Regions from separate parts of the Homo sapiens genome. Here region 1 is linked to region 2. Evidence: read pairs that join two places in POLR2A ChIA-PET (ENCODE). Cell type or tissue: OCI-LY7. All regions are shown on one strand. Links, peaks and the distances in the headings refer to the core of each region. The heading gives the core; the rest is flanking DNA. Region 1 overlaps RPA2 (replication protein A2). Region 2 has its middle 39 kb from the start of EYA3.

Evidence for each region. ChIA-PET counts read pairs that join two places held together with the same protein. Peaks named below come from ENCODE experiments on the same cell type or tissue, not always from the same donor. Only the 100,000 strongest peaks of a DNase experiment are listed, where the experiment ranks them.
Region 1: POLR2A ChIA-PET joins it to region 2 with 9 read pairs; 2 of 35 experiments call an interaction of 5 or more read pairs at or near these places.

What each region holds. Positions count from the first base shown.
Region 1 is chr1:27,894,012-27,902,346 of GRCh38, reverse strand. RPA2 (replication protein A2) reads left to right here. Exons shown (of 9, transcript NM_002946.5): 5 at 4,640-4,714; 6 at 5,226-5,342; 7 at 7,950-8,057; 8 at 8,241-8,335. Among named protein-coding and RNA genes, the nearest start is that of RPA2, 16 kb to the left of the region's middle. In OCI-LY7, for the core only: no CTCF peak of the experiment used is centred there; no DNase peak of the experiment used is centred there.
Region 2 is chr1:28,123,788-28,132,122 of GRCh38, reverse strand. No RefSeq gene overlaps it. Among named protein-coding and RNA genes, the nearest start is that of EYA3, 39 kb to the right of the region's middle. In OCI-LY7, for the core only: no CTCF peak of the experiment used is centred there; DNase peaks (open chromatin) are centred at 3,982 and 4,302; H3K4me3 peaks cover 1,593 bases; H3K27ac peaks cover 1,780 bases.

The DNA of each region.
Region 1 (8,335 bases), core at 242-8,241, 230 kb after region 2:
TTCACACCAGTGCACTCCAGCCTGGGCAACAGAGCAAGACTGTCTCAAAAAAAAAAAAAAGTATACGTAAAAATAATAAAAAAAATTAAAAAATTAGCAGGGCATGGTAGCACGTGCCTGTAGTCCCAGCTATTCGGGAGGCTGAGGCAGGAGAATTGCTTGAGCCTGGGAGATGGAGGTTGCAGTGAGTCAAGATTGCGTCACTGCCCTCTAGCCTGGGCATCAGAGCAATATTCCATCTCAGAAAAAAATAGTCTTTTCAGTGAAAATTTTGTCATTTTTTTATGTGTATTTCTTTGGTTTTAGCCATATATATGTATTTTTTTTTTTACTATGTTTAATGTCAATTTGTGGGGTTTTTGTAAATTTTCTCTTTGATTCCCCTTCCCCTAACAGTGTTTTTGTTTGCAAGAACTTGAAAATGATTATAGTGACCTCTTATAATGAGGCCAGGCACAGTGGCTCACACCTGTAACTTTAGCACTTCAGGAGACTTAGGCAGGAAGATCACTTGAGGCCAGAATTTCAAGACCAGCCTGGGCAGCATGGGAAGACCCTATCTCAAAAAGAAATAATTTTGAAAAATAAATTGTGCAGTTTTTTCTAGTTTACCTTTCGGAAGCTTCTACTAGTCCCAAAGTTTGTTTTTTTTGTTTGTTTGTTTTAGTTAAAAAATACTTTATGGTGGCTGGGCGCGGTGGCTCACGTCTATAATCCCAGCACTTTGGGAGGCCGAGGCGGGAGGGTCACCTGAGGTCAGGAGTTCAAGACCAGCCTGGCCAATGTGGTGAAGCCCTGTCTACTAAAAATACAAAAATTAGCCAGGTGTGGTTGTGGGCACCTGTAATGCCAGCTACTTGGGAGGCTGAGGCAGGAGAATCGCTTGAACCCAGGAGGTGGAGGTTGCAGTGAGCTGAGATCGCGCCATTGCACTCCAGCCTGGGCAACAGGAGCGAAACTGTCTCTCAAAAAAAGAAGAAAAAAAAAAACTTTATGGCTAACAAATTGTAATAATCAGTTATCCGAACCCTCAGCAATTCATAATGTTTTTGCTAGTGGACATTCTTGCCTCACTGTTGATGGCTGCTGACTGAGGAGGGTGGTAGTTGGCTGAAGGTTGAGCTGGCTGTGGCAATTTCTTGAAATAAGACAACAAAGTTTGCCTGAGTAACTGAGTCTCCTTTTCACATAAAATTTCTCGATATTATATCATGCTGTTTGATAGCATTTTACTTACAGTATAACTTCTTTCAAAATTGGATTCAATCTCAAACCCTGCTACTGCTTTCTCAACTAAACTTATGGAGTAGTCTAAATCCTTTATTGTCGTTTTAACAATGTTCACAGCATCTTCACTAGGAGGAGATTCCATCTCAAGAAACCAGTTTATTTGCTCATCCATGAGAAGCAACTCCTTTGAGAGGCCCAGGCGGCCAGATAGATCATTTGAGGTCAGGAGTTTGAGACCACCCTGGCCAGCATGGTGAAACCTCGTCTCTACTAAAAATAAAAAATTTAGCTGGGCATGGTGGTACATGCCTGTAATCCTGGCTACTCGGGAGGGTGAGGCAGGAGAATCACTTGAACCTGAGAGATGGAGGTTGCAGTGAGCCAAAATTGTGCCACTGCCCTCCAGCCTGGGTAACAGAGTGAGGCTCAGTCTCAAAAAAAAGGAAGCAACTCCTCATCCACTCAAGTTTTACCATAAAGTTACAGCAATTCAGTTATATCTTTAAGCTCCATTTCTAATTCCAGTTCTCCTGCTATTTCCACCACATCTGCTGTTACTTGCCCCACTGAAGGTGGAGGTAGCAGTGAGCCCAGATTGTGCCATTGCACTCCAGCCTGGGTGACAGAGCGAGACCTTATCTCAAAAAAAAAAAAAAAATCTTAAGCAGCCACCCAATATATACTTCAGATTAAAAAAGAGCTGTTGGCCAGGTGCGGTGGCTCATGCGTGTAATCTCAGCACTTTGGGAGACTGAGGCAGGTGGATCACTTGAGGCCAGGAGTTTGACACCAGCCTGGCCAATAAGGTAAAACCCCGTCTCTACTAAAAATGCAAAAACTAGCCGGGCACAGTGGTGCATGCCTGTAATCCCAGCTACTCAGGAGGCTGAGGCAGGAGAATCACTTGAACCCGGGAGGCACAGGCTGCAGTGAGCCGAGATCCCACCATTGTAATCCGTCCTGGATGATAAAACGAGACCTTATCAAAAAACCAAATAAATAAATCTCAGCTGGGTTCGGTGGCTGACGCCTGTAATCCCAACACTTTGGGAGGCGGAGGCGGGTGGATCACCTGAAGTCAGGAGTTCAAGACTAGCCTGGTCAATGTGGCAAAACCCTGTCTATTAAAAATACAAAAGCCGGGCACCGTGGCTCACGCCTGTAATCCCAGCACTTTGGGAGGCCGAGGCGGGCGGATCACGAGGTCAGGAGATCGAGACCATCCTGGTTAACAGGGTGAAACCTTGTCTCTACTAAAAATACAAAAAATTAGCCGGGCGTGGTGGCGGGCGCCTGTAGTCCCAGCTACTAGGGAGGCTGAGGCAGGAGAATGGTGTGAACCCATAAGGCGGAGCTTGCAGTGAGCTGAGATCCCACCACTGCACTCCAGCCTGGGCGACAGAGCGAGACTCTGTCTCAAAAAAAAAGAAAAAAATTGTTCATATTATTTCTATGGTTTCTTTTATTATAATTAAACCTATGATCTACATGGAATATATTTTGATAAAAGGAGTTGAGGTAGAGATCTTTTCTCAAGTGGATTCAAAATGTTGTATATGGGAATACAATTGTTTTGTTTGTGTGGTTTTTTTTTTTTTTTTTTCTTTTTTTTTTTGAGATAGAGTCCTGCTCTGTTGCCCAGCCTGGAGTGCAGTGGCACAGTCTCTCACTGCAACCTCTGCCTCCTGGGTTCAAGTGATTCTCCTGCCTCAGCCTCCCGAGTAGCTGGGACTACAGGCACCCACCACCACACCTGGCTAATCTTTGCATTTTTAGTAGAGACAGGGTTTCCCTGTTAGCCAGGCTGGTCTCGAACTCCTGACCTCGTGATCCGCCCGCCTCAGCCTCCCAAAGAGCTGGGATTACAGGCGTGAGCCACTGTGCCCACCCTTTTTTTTGTATTATTAACAGAGGCAGGGTTTCACCACGTTGGCCAGGCTGGTCTCGAACTCCTAACCTCAAGTGACTTGCTCGCCTTGGCCTCCCAAAATGCTAGGATTACAGGCATGAGTCACTGCACCTGGCCAGAGTTTTTATTTTTAAGCATATATTTTCTAGTTTTTTGTTTGTTTTTAGAGACGAGGTCTCACTATGTTGCCCAGGCTGGTTTCAAACTCCTGAGCTCGAAGGATCCTCCTGCCTTGTCCTCCTAAAGTGCTAGGATAACAGGTGTGAGTCCATATACCCCGATATATTTTCAATTTTTTTTAAAGTAATACATTTTATGTAGTCAGAAAAGAACTTTAAAAATCAGCTAATGGGCCGGACACGATGGCTCAAGCCTGTAATCCCAGCACTTTGGGAGGCCGCGACGGGTGGATCATGAGGTCAGGAGATCGAGACCATCCTGGCCAACATGGGGAAACCCCGTCTCTACTAAAGATACAAAAAAAATACAAAAAAATTAACCAGGTGTGGTGGCAGGCGCCTATAGTCCCAGCTATTTGGGAGGCTGAGGCAGGAGAATCACTTAAACTTGTGAGGCAGAGGTTGCAATGAGCCGAGATCATGCCGCTCCACTCCAGTCTGGGTGACAGAGCAAGACACTTCGTCTCAAAAAAAAAAAAAAAAATCAGCTAATGTATTTTTCTTATAAATAATGTGTGCATATTCTAGGAAACTGATAAGTATTAAAATCGTTTTTAATTATCTTAGTCAACCATTATAAACAGTTTAGTGTGTATTGTCCCAAATGGGAAATCAGCTTTTTTCCATGTATCATGACTTGTTTTTCCAGGCAGTAAATAGAATTCTATGTTATCATTTGCAACAGTGTGGAGTATCCTATTATATAGAAATGTGTACTTTATGTTGGATATTTAGGTTGTTTTAAAATTTTTAATATTCTATACTATGATAAATCTAAATCTTAATGCATGTTCTTAATTACTTCCTTAAATTCCTAAAAGTAGAATTGCTTTGCCAATAAGTATATCCACCAGAAAATTGTGTGCCTGCCGGGCGTGGTGGCGGGCGCCTGTAATCCCAGCTACTGGGGAAGTTGAGGCAGGAGAATTACTCAAACCCTCCCTTGGGAGGCGGAGGTTGCAGCGAGCCAAGATCGTGCCACTGCACTCCAGCCTGGGTGACAGAGCGAGACTCCCTCTCAAAAAAAGAAAAAAGAAAATTGTGTGCCTAAGAGCTTGAACGAGAGTGTCACAATTGTTTGCTTTTTTATGATGTGCTACAGAACTTTGGAACTGATAATTACCTTTAGAGATATTTTTATTCTAATTCCTGGTTTTACAAAATAAGTTGTAAAAGGCAGGGCAAACTACTTAATGCCATTTTAGGATCCTTTAACTCTTCTACTTCGTAACTTTCTCTTTCTATACATAATATAGAAACGTTAAAGAGGCTTTTACCAGCATCACTAAAACTTTAATGACATGTTTGTATTTTATGTTAGGACACCAGCAGTGAAAACACTGTGGTTCCTCCAGAAACATATGTGAAAGTGGCAGGCCACCTGAGATCTTTTCAGGTAAAGTCAGAATAAAATAACAGTTAAAGTGTTTTTGCATGAAGCAGTTTCTAGATTCATGTCATGGCTTTTGGATAGTTAAAATACTTAAGTCTCCCTGTTTAATGGGAAGTTATTTCTTACTCTCTTCAAAAGGAAATAACTTTTCTTTTTTTTTTTTTTAACCTTAACATGAAATTAACAGAATGGTAAAGAAAGAACAGAATCTCCTTCTACAATTGCTATCTGTGGCGTTCATTAGTTGGAGAAAGGAGAACACTAGATTCGGAGTCAGGAGTCTAGATTTTGCTTGGTTATGCAATCTTGGGAAAATTATTAATGTCCCTTAGCTATTAGTTTTAGTTTTTTTTCTCCTCATGTTTGACCATATTTGGAATACCTCTGAGAGTATATAACATTTTTCTCATATTGGTGAAATATTAATATTATAACCAAGGAAAGAGCCACAGTGTTGACCTGAAATTAATGTATGTTCATATTTTATTCACATTTTTTTCCTTCATTTTAATAGAACAAAAAGAGCCTGGTAGCCTTTAAGATCATGCCCCTGGAGGATATGAATGAGTTCACCACACATATTCTGGAAGTGATCAATGCACACATGGTACTAAGCAAAGCCAACAGCCAGGTGAGTAGTCTCGCTTTCCTAGCTTTTTCTCTTCCCTGGAAGAACACAGGCTACTTTTGTGTTCCAGCTTTGATTTCCTTGATATTTTGAAGGCCGAGCCAGAGAAAGACATCACTAAGTCCTCAGAACACTTTCTCCATTAGCTTTGTCATTGTATTTTATTCCAGATGAAACACTCATGTTTCTCTCAGAATTAGGAGTTCCTCTGACTCCACTGGCCTGGACAGCTGAGGCCTGTGACAACCCTCAGGTGTAGACATGTAATTATAGGCTCTTAGCTCTTATATAGCTCTTAGCTCCAGGATTGTCAGTGCATACTCAGAGAGTAGTCCCCTTCAGGACAGCATTTTGCTGTCTTCCTTCCAACTTACTGGCTAAGTAGGAAAAATTATGTATTATTATTTTTTCCCTGAAATTATATTTCTTGGTTCATATTGAAATTTCTCCCTAGTATTTTCCATTGTGTGAATTCACTTTGACAAGTCCATCTAGGACCATGCAAAACTAGAGTTGACTGTAGTATTAGAAAGCCCTCAGGGCAAGGTGTGGTGGTTCATGGCCTGAAATCTCAGCACTTTGGGAGGCTGGTGTGGGGGCATCACTTGAGCCCAGTTCAAGACACCACGCTGGGCAACATAGGGAGACCCTGTCTCTACAAAAAAAATTAAAGAATTAGATGGGCTACTTGGAAGGCTGAGGTTGGGAGATCACTTAAGCCCAGGAGGTCAAGGCTGCATTGAGCTGTGATCGTGCCACTCACTGCAGCCTGGGCAACAGAGCAACCTTGTCTCAAAAAAAAATAAAGAAAAAGAAAAATATTTATTGCGCCTACTTTGATTTGATAGTCCCAATCATTCTAGTCGGCATTCGAGTATAGCAGTGAACACTATATACTTACATTCTTGGGAGAAACAAGTAATAAACAAAAATATATGTATAATTTTAGGTAGTTATATAGGTGCTCTGAAGTAAATAAAACAGGAGAAGAGGCTGATGGAGGGAACAAGAATGGTACAATTTTAGATGAGGAACATTCTAAACCAGAGGGACTAGGATGTGCAAGAGCCAGGAGTGTGGAGTAAGCATGACATCTCTGAAACCAGCAAGGCCAGTGTCTGGAGTGAAGTGAATGACAGGGGAGAGGGAGAGGGTTGTAGGCAAGGAGGCAGGGCCCAGATTATATGGGGCTTTGGAGGCCATGGTAAGGATTACCTTTACTCAAATTTTTAAAATTTTGTTTATTTGGGTTTTTTGTTTTTGTTTTTGTTTTTTTTGAGACAGAGTCTCGCTCTTTCGCCCAGGCTGGAGTGCAGTGGTGCGATCTCGGCTCACTGCAAGCTCCGCCTCCCGGGTTCACGCCATTCTCCTGCCTCAGCCTCCCGAGTAGCTGGGACCACAGGCGCCCACCACCACACCCGGCTGCCACCACACCCGGCTAATTTTTTGTATTTTTAGTAGAGAAGGGGTTTCACCGTGTTAGCCAGGATGATCTCGATCTCCTGACCTCGTGATCTGCCCGTCTCAGCCTCCTTTCAAAGTGCTGGGATTACAGGCATGAGCCACCACGCTTGGCCCTTTTTTTCGAGACAGTGTCTCACTCTGTCACTCAGGCTGGAGTGCAATGGCGTGATCTCGGCTCACTGCAGCCTCCGCCTCTCGGGTTCAAGCAATTCTCCTGCCTCAGCCTCGCCAGTATCTGGGATTACAGGTACGCACCACCATACCCAGCTAATTTTTGTATTTTTAATACAGGCGGGGTTTCACCATGTTGGCATCCGGTTAGCAGTCCGGCTGGCAATGAGGATTTGTGGCCTAGGAGGCGGTCTGGGATGAGATCCTGGGGACACTGTCAGCTTTTTGGGAGACAGATAGAAGAGGCTAATGAGGGATACTGAGAAGGTTCAGTTTGAGAGGCAGATGGAGAACCAGAAGAATGTGGTGTCAAGAAGCCCAGGGAGGAATACATTTCAAGAGGAGTGTGGTCAGCAGTGTCTGCTTCCGAGAGGTCAAGTATTAGGAGGACTGAAAGAGACTTTTGGATAATTGGTTGAAAAGTCTTTGGTGACTTTGGTGAAAACAGTTTCAGAGGTGTACTGGGGGACAACCCAAATATGGTGGGCTGAGGAGTGACTGGGGAGAAAGGAAATGAAAATAGTGATTGCAGAGCATTTTAAGAATTTGGTGGTTAAAAAAAAAGAAAGAAAGAGAGGACGATAGGGACTGTGTCTCCTTTTCTCTGCCTGTGGTGCTTCATGCCTATTGACACTCAGTGAATGCTTGAATGATTGGGCTCCATGGATACCAAAATAGCAGACTCTGGGTAATTTTCTTCTTGCTGCTACTCTTCTCTGGTTCGTCTGACATCACAAACAAAAGGAGCCAAGAGTATCTTTCTCTTTTTGATATTTATGTGCTTCGGGGAGTTACTTTATCTTCCTGTGAAATACTCATTAGATAATAGCTGTCCACTCCAATGTAAGCAGTGTTATAAACTGGGAAACTGTTTATAAATTGTTTTTTGTAAGCTGCTTAACGAGCTATTTTAAGTAGTAAAGACTGTTTAACTTGATGGATTTTCTAATATTGCTAACTTATTTCTTAATTCAGCCCTCAGCAGGGAGAGCACCTATCAGCAATCCAGGAATGAGTGAAGCAGGGAACTTTGGTGGGAATAGCTTCATGCCAGCAAATGGCCTCACTGTGGCCCAAAACCAGGTAACCTCCACCAGAGTGGCTTCAGAAATACAAAACACAGATAGTCTTAAATTTTGTTACTTCCTTAATGAGCTACGACTGTTTAAGTACCTGGTTCATTTCTTTTCTATAAAGGGACTCAGGTTTGCAAAGGGGAGGCTGATCCAAAATAATTGCTAAAATCTTTCTGATTTGAATCTTCAGGTGTTGAATTTGATTAAGGCTTGTCCAAGACCTGAAGGGTTGAACTTTCAGGATCTCAAGAACCAGCTGAAACACATGTCTGTATCCTCAATCAA
Region 2 (8,335 bases), core at 52-8,051:
TCTCTTGAGTCCACCCTTACTCCCCTCTCCTGGGTGTGTACTTTTCACTTTACAATAAATCGCCCTACTTTCACTGTTTTTTTAAGATAGGGTCTCCCTCTGTTGCCCAGGCTGGAGGGCAGTGGGGTTATCTTGGCTCACTGCAATTTCCACCTTCTGTGTTCAAGCAATTCTCCCACCTCAGCCTCCTGAGTAGCTGGGACCATAGGTGTGCACTACCACACCCAACTAATTTTTGTATTTTTAGTAGAGACAGGGTTTCACCATCTGGCCCAGGCTGGTCTTGAACTCCTGGCCTCGAGTGATCCGCCTGCCTCAGCCTCCCAAAGTGCTGGGATTACAGGCATGAGCCACCACGTCCAGCCTACTTTCACTGTTTTTTGATTCATCCTTTAATTCCTTCTTGTGATGGGGTCAAGAACCTGGACACTGGCCGGGGTTGAGGTCCCACTGACATTTGGGGACCTCCCTTAGCCCACGGGTATCACCCCTGGCTAAGCCTCCCAAGTATCTAGGATTACAGGTATGCACCACCATGCTCAGCCAATTTTTTTTTTTTTTTTTTTTTTTTTTGAGACGGAGTCTCGCTCTGTCACCCAGGCTGGAGTGCAGTGGCGTGATTTCGGCTCACTGCAACCTCTGCCTCCCGGGTTCACGCCATTCTCCTGCCTCAGCCTCCCGAGTAGCTAGGACTACAGGCGCCCACCACCACGCCCGGCTAATTTTTGGTATTTTTAGTAGAGTCAGGGTTTCACCGTGTTAGCCAGGATGGTCTCGATCTGACTTCATGATCCGCCTGCCTCGGCCTCCCGAAGTGCTGGGATTACAGGCATGAGCCACCACGCAGGGCTCAGCTAATTTTTTTTTAAACTTTATTATATGTAGAGACTGGGTCTCATTTTGTTTCTCAGGTTGATCTTGAACTCCTGCGCTGAAATGATTCTCCCACCTCAGCCTTCTAAAGTGTTGGGATTACAGGCACGAGCCACTGCAAGTCACATGACTAAGCCCAGAATCAGAGCACCGCGAAGTTTTGTGACAAAGGGTGTGGATACAGAGAAAGGTGAAGAATCGGTGCCACTTGTGCAATCTACAAGGGAATAGTTCATGCCAATAAAAGGAGCCAATGTCTACAACAGACATCAAAACCCAAGTTCTCTCCATGTTTCACACCACCTGGGACCCAGCTGAAGGAGCAGTTCTTGAGGAGAGGCCTCTGTCCTCACTCAAGGGATTCAGTAGAATGTCAGCTCCACGAGAGCTGGCGCCTTCATTCTCTGTTGTCGTTTTTTGTTTTTTACCTTGCCTTTATTTCAGACAAGATTTTATCTGTTTATGTAACCTCAGTGCCTAGAACAGTGCCTGATACATAACAGGTGCTTAAAGAACACTGGTTAAATGAAAATTAACTTGTGAACTTACCTTAGGCATCTAACCAAGGTATCTCCCTTTTTGTGGGGAGGCTGGGTGGTATGGAGAAAAGGACCTAGATTTGGAGGAAAAAAACAAAATGAGTTAGAATCTGGGCTTCATTAACTCTGGGTGATCTTGAGCAAATTGTTCAACTCCCTGAGCCTCAGTTTCCTACAGTGGAAACCTTTTGCGGTGACTTTTCAGTGCATCCTCCCCATCTTTCTGGTAATCGTCCCTGCCGTTGTCACATGATTGATACGATGGGGCTTCTATAACTATGTGAATCTGTGTCCCTCAACCCTGCCCGACTGATTGGATTAGGGGTATGGATGGATCTGACTCGCACTGGCCCATCAGAGTCCCTTTCCTGGGAATCTGGAATTCCAGGTTCAGTCTTAAATAGGGGAGATAGGAACTCAGGAGCTGCCTATGACCATTTTCTGCCACAGAGTGCTGATATGCAGCAAGAGAGAAGGATAAAACCCCCATTCCAGGTTATTCCTTAGGCATAACTAGGTAATCACTAGATGACCAGCTAGGCATAGCTAGGTAATCACTGGTGAAATGGTTATGGGCACAGTCTCTGGCGCCAGACTACCTTGGTTCAGATTCTGGCCTTGCCACTTAGTAGCTGTGTGACCCTGGGTGAGTCATTGAACTTCTCTGTGACCTGGTTCTCATCTGTAAAATGGGAGTGACATTATCATCTACTGCATGGGGTTGCCCTAAGGATTAAGTAAAAGGCATAGAATAATACCTGACACACAGTGAGTACTAAGTAAACATTATCTTTTGTGTGTGTGTGTGTGTGTGTGTGTGTGTGTGTGTGAGATGGAGTCTGGCTCTGTCACCTAGGCTGGAGTGCAGTGGCACAATCTTGGCTCACTGCAACCTCTGCCTCTCGGGTTCAAGCGATTCTCCTGCCTCAGCCTCCCGAGTAGCTGGGATTACAGGCATGTGCTACCACGCCTGGCTAATTTTTGCATTTTTAGTAGAGACAGGGTTTTGCCATGTTGGCCAGGCTGGTCTTGAGCTCCTGACCTCAGGTGATCTGCCCGCCTTGGCCTCCCAAAGTTCTGGGATTACAGGTGTGAGCCAACGCGGCCAGCCAGTACTGGGTATTTTCATACTTCCCATTCTTCTTGCCCTCTGTTCCCCAGAATCTGGTCATCTTCATCCACCTTGGCTGGGCTGGGGCTGACTATGGGAGATGGTGCCTCTGGGGTGGAGGCACTGTCTTTCCAAGGTGAGTCTGATCTGTTTGACAAGGTTCTTAGAACCACACACCTTGACACCTCATTCTGCACTCAGGAGAGTGAATCATCCATCTTGAGTGCCTTTCCCCAGGAAGATTTCACCCCTGGATGCACTCTAGGTTTTCTCGTTGCTGGGAACATGACTCAGGGCACAGTGGCCCTTGTGGGTGGAACAGAAGCTTGAGCCCAGTTTTCCTCATTTGTATCCTGCTGTGCAATCCCTTCCCTGGTCCCCTTGTGATCTACACAGGAAGGAAGGAAAGGTGTGCTATGGGCTTAAGGGAACAGAGGGCAAGAGTCTTGGAGATGTGAATGGAGCCTCTTGTTTCATGTGCTAACATCCCAGGGCAGAGAACAAGTCCGTGATGAGGAGTTTTCTTCCCCTGAGTCTGCTTCCTCAGCCTTCCCAGCCCCTTCCTTCGAGGTCTCTCCTGTCAGCCCACCCAGTTTACATCCTGGACCAAGCCCAGCAAGGGCGTGGGTGTGGTTAGGTGGGGTGGGAGATTCCAGGACCATTTTTATTTTTTGTTTTTTTGAGATGGAGTCTCACTCTGTCGCCCAGGCTGGAGTGCAGTGGCGCGATCTCAGCTCACTGCAACCTCCGCCTCCCGGGTTCAAGTGATTCTTCTGCCTCAGCCTCCTGAGTCAGCCTCCTGAGTAGCTGGGATTACAGGCACACACCACCACACCCAGCTAATTTTTTTTGTATTTTTAGTAGAGACGGGGTTTCACCATGTTGGTCAGGCTGGTCTTGAACTCCTGACCTCGTGATCTGCCTGCCTTGGCCTCCCAAAGTGCTGGGATTACAGATGTGGGCCACCGCGCCCGGCCCCAGGACCAGTTTTGCCTCCTGTATCCATTTGCTTCTGGTCTGGTGGACAGGAGGGTGATCCCTAGAAAGGGGCAAGATATTGTCATGGTCTGTGATCTTGCCCCTTTTCTCCTGTGGGGAAAGCCGTTGTGGACACAGAAAAGGCCATGGAGTGGGGAGGGAGAGCATCAGGAAGAATAGCTAATGGAGGGGGGGCTTCATACCTAGGTGATGGCTTGATCTATGCAGCAAACCACCATGGCACATGTTTACCTGTGTAACAAACCTGCACATCCTGCACATGTACCCCAGAACTTAAAGTTGAATTACAAAAAAAAAAAAAAAAAAAGGAAAAGGCCATGGAGTATTGGAGGGTACTTCTGGAAACCCACAAATCACAATGCTGCCGTCTTCTTCTTCTCCCATGCTGCTATGGTCCTTGACTGAGATTCTGCCTCAATTTTTCTATTTAGTTCTCCAGTTGTGACTGAACATAGCCTCAGACTTTGCATATTACCTGCCTCTTAGCTGCCTCGGTTAAAGACCTGCTAAGGCTATACCATGTTCCCACTCCTCCTTGGATCCCAAACCTAGGGCTGTCTGATTTCCCAGAAAGTGCCTCTGGAGATAGGTCAGTGTCCTCTAGGCTCAGCGGTCAAACATCCTCCCCATCTCCACCAGCCCAACATTCCCCATGCCTGAATTGACTTCAGTTACTATATTTTGAGTCTTTCTTAAAGAGACAGCCTGAGGAAGGAGCATGGACTCTAGAATCAGACATGCTGGGCTAGAATTCTGGGACAGTGATCACTTGTTGTCTGACTGAGTTGACCACTTCCCCTTTCTTAGTATCAGTTTCCACACTTGTCAAAGAGTCTATTGATCTCCTATCTTGAAGATGAGAGGCTTTAATGAGACAACCAATCTACAGTAACTAGCACATTGTAGAGGCTTGAGAAGTGGCCATCCATGCCCCTTCTCCATACACTACTGTAGAAGGAAGAAGAATTCTGTATCTTCATTGTTCCTCAATGATTTAAACCCTCCCTTGCCCTACAGCTGTTGAGCCATGGGAAAATTACTTTATTCCTTGTAGTCCCAGTTTCCCCATTCAGAATACAAGGAGTAAAATAGCATATCCCTCCTAGAATTGTTTTGAGGATTAAATGAGATTATTTGTGTTGAGTGTATAACATAGAACCTGCTACAAAGTAAGTGCTCAAAACACGTGACATGCAAGTCATTTCCAGGTTTTTGCTACTTTGTTTCCCCTTTATTATAATTTAGTTATAATAAAGTTCTGGGAAAGGAATTACCACCCGGTGAAATATATTGCCAAAGTTCTTTTTGAAGGGTTGTGACAGTTACACCACCACCAGCAAATTATGTAAATACTAGTTTTGTCATATCCTTGCCAGCACTGACTGTTATAATTATTTTTAGTTTTTACTAATATATAAGGTGCCTCATAGCTGACTTACTTTTTGTCCCTTTAATAGCAAAGGTGGACAGGTTGTGCTGGTCAGCAAAAGTTTATTGGAACTGGGGAGGAATAATTTTCTTTGAAGAGGGAACTTAGGAAGAGAAAAACACACACAAACTTTGTAAATATCTTGAAAATTGAGGATGTTGCTCTTCCTGTCAACTGCTGCTACTTCTCTTTTCTGAGATATACAGTTCTATATATTTTGTTCAGTTCCCTTAGCTTTGACACTTGTAGATCTGGAATGTGGAAGTGCCCCAGAATGATCATGATTTAACGTTTGAGATAAACTTTTGATGAAATTTCAGATCAATTCCTACGTCCTTTGGAAGATACGTTTTATCATGACTTTATAATTCAGAAGAGAAACTTTAATTTCTGTAGAAAATTATAAAAGATGGTGAGACTAAGTTTCTCTCTATATATAAAATGAGAGGATTGGAAGATTGAGATGAAGTCATCTCCTAAGGGACCTACATTTAAAAGCAATCAGCTTCATGGACCTGAAAGGACCTTCAAGGGCTTGACTGGCAAAACATGTCTTGGAAAGAGGATGAATTCACCCAAGACCAAGAGAGGCTGAGGAAAGGAGGTGTGAAACTCGTCTCCGGGGTAGGCAGAATAATGTGGAGGAAGGAGGGGGAAATATTCAATGTCACCTTCCCAGGTTTAAATCCCAGGTCAGCTACTTCTTGGTTGTGGAAACTTGAGCAAAACAATGCCTTGACCACTCTGAGCCTCAGTGTTCCAATCTGCAAATGGGGTAATACCACTTGCCTTGCATGACCTTGAGAAGATTCAATGAGCTATAGTACATAAGGTAGCTATTGCAGTGCCTTCCATGGAAAAGTGCTAAATAAGAATGATTGCTAACATTTATTAATAAGCCAGACACGACTCTAAATGCTTTACATCTATTAACTCTATGAGGTTAGGAATATTAATAATCCCATTTTAAAACCAGAAAGGCCAGGTGCAGTGGCTCACACCTGTAATCCTGGCACTTTGGGAGGCTGAGGAGGGTGGATCATGAGGTCAGGAGTTCAAGACCAGCCTGGCCAAGATGGTGAAAACCCGTCTCTACTAAAAATACAAAAAATTAGCCAGGTGTGGTAGCGGGCGCCTGTAATCCCAGCTACTTGGGAGGCTGAGGCAGAGAATTGCTTGAACCTGGGAGGCGGAGGTTGCAGTGAGCCGAGATCACACGATTGCACTCCAGCCTGGGTGACAGAGCAAGACTCCGTCTCCAAAAAAAAAAAAAAAAAAAAGACTAGAAAACTGGGGCATAGAGAGACTTAAGTCGCTTGCTTCTGGTTACATAGTTAGTAAGTGGCAGGGTGGGGATTCTGAACCCCTATACTATTCTGCCCATACTCTGAGGACAGTTCTAGACAAGAGGGTGTGGCTGGCTTAGGGAGGATTCAGTATGCCATCAACCCTAGGAAGCCCACTGATGGAAAGGAATGGTGGAAAATGATCTGCCAGGAAAAAAAAATGCTGATAATGGGCTCGAGTACAGAACCAGGTGGTACTATACGATTCTCAATGTCTTGCTTGTTCATCCCAGGAATCTGGTTGATGGCAGGGAGTTAAGAATCCAAGAGACGGGAACTGGAGCCAGAGTAGACCAGAAGCCAGAGATTCATTGCCCTCCATCCTCAACTACATGCTGAAATACTAGAGGGACTCTTGTTTCTCACTCTCCAAGGGCTGTGAGTTCAAGCTAATTGTATTTAACTTCACAAGAATTAGTCTTTTTTTCCATCTTAGCAACTCCTTGCTTTTTTCCTTCATTAGATTATCACTTGCATTGCTTCGCGTTTTTCTTCTTTGGCATTTTTACTTGTTACTGTCTGTCTTTCTTACTAAAATATAAACTCCATGGAGGCGGGGAACATATCTGTCTCTGTCATTGTTGTATCCCTAGCTTCTGACAGATGCTAGGTGTTTAAGAAATATTAGGCCGGGAGCAGTGGTTCATGCCTGTAATTCCAGCACTTTGGGAGGCCGAGGTGGATGGATCACCTGAAGTCAGGAATTTGAGACCAGCCTGGCCAACATGGTGAAACCCTGTCTCTACTAAAAATACAAAAATTAGCTGGGCGTGGTGGCGGGCACTTGTAATCCCAGCTACTCGGGAGGCTGAGGCAGGAGAATCACTTGAACCTGGGAGGCAGAGGTTGCAGTGAGCCGAGATCGTGCCATTGCACTCCAGCCTAGGCGACAAGAGCGAAACTCCGTCTCAAAAAAAAAAAAAAAAAATACATACATACATACATACATATTAATGGAGGCCAGGTGTAGTGACTCATGCCTGTAATCCCAGCACTTTGCTGTAATCCCAGCACTTTGCTGTAATCCCAGTGCTTTGGGAGGCCGAGGTGGGTGGATCCCTTGAGGTCAGGATTATAGGCCTGAGCCACCACACCCGCCGAGTATTGGCTATATATTTTAGCACCTCTTTTTTTTTTTTTTTTTTTTTTTTTTGTGATGGAGTTTTCTTCTTATAGCCCAGGCTGGAGTGCAATGGCAGGATCTTGGCTCACTGGGTTCAAGAGATTCTCCTGCTTCAGCCTCCTGAGTAGCTGGGATTACAGGCGTGCACCACCACACCTGGCTAATTTTTGTATTTTTAGAAGAGACGAGGTTTTGCCATGTTGGCCATGCTGGTCTCGAACTCCTGACCTCAGGTGATCCACCCACCTCAGCCCCCCAAAGCACTGGGATTACAGGCATGAGCCACCGTGCCCAGCTGGCACCTCTTACTATGATCTCTACCTCTTATCTAATGTTGTAGGTACAACTGGAGGTGACATATGATTTAAGCATTTTTCCCACATCATAAAATAAATCTTGGACTGCTGGCCGGGCGCGGTGGCTCACGCCTGTAATCCCAGCACTTTGGGAGGCCGAGACGGGCGGATCACGAGGTCAGGAGATCGAGACCATCCTGGCTAACATGGTGAAACCCCGTCTCTACTAAAAATACAAAAAATTAGCCAGGCATGGTGGCGGGCGCCTGTAGTCCCAGCTACTCGGGAGGCTGAGGCAGAAGAACCGCTTGAACCCGGGAGGCGGAGGTTGCAGGGAGCCGAGATCACGCCACTGCACTCCAGCGTGGGGGACAGAGCGAGACTCCATCTCAAAAAAAAAAAAACAAACAAAATCTTGGACTGCTTCCTTTGAAAATTCTCCTGAAGAAATGTTACCCACAGGAGGTTTGTTAATTCCTGTGTGTATTACTCACAACAGAAAACACTTTGCTTAACACAGGGAGCATGAAACCAGGTCATGTCATGGGGAGTGGTGAATTAGATCAGTCTGGAGAGCCAAGGTGCCTAGTCAGGATGGTTTGGTTGCAAATAGCAGAAT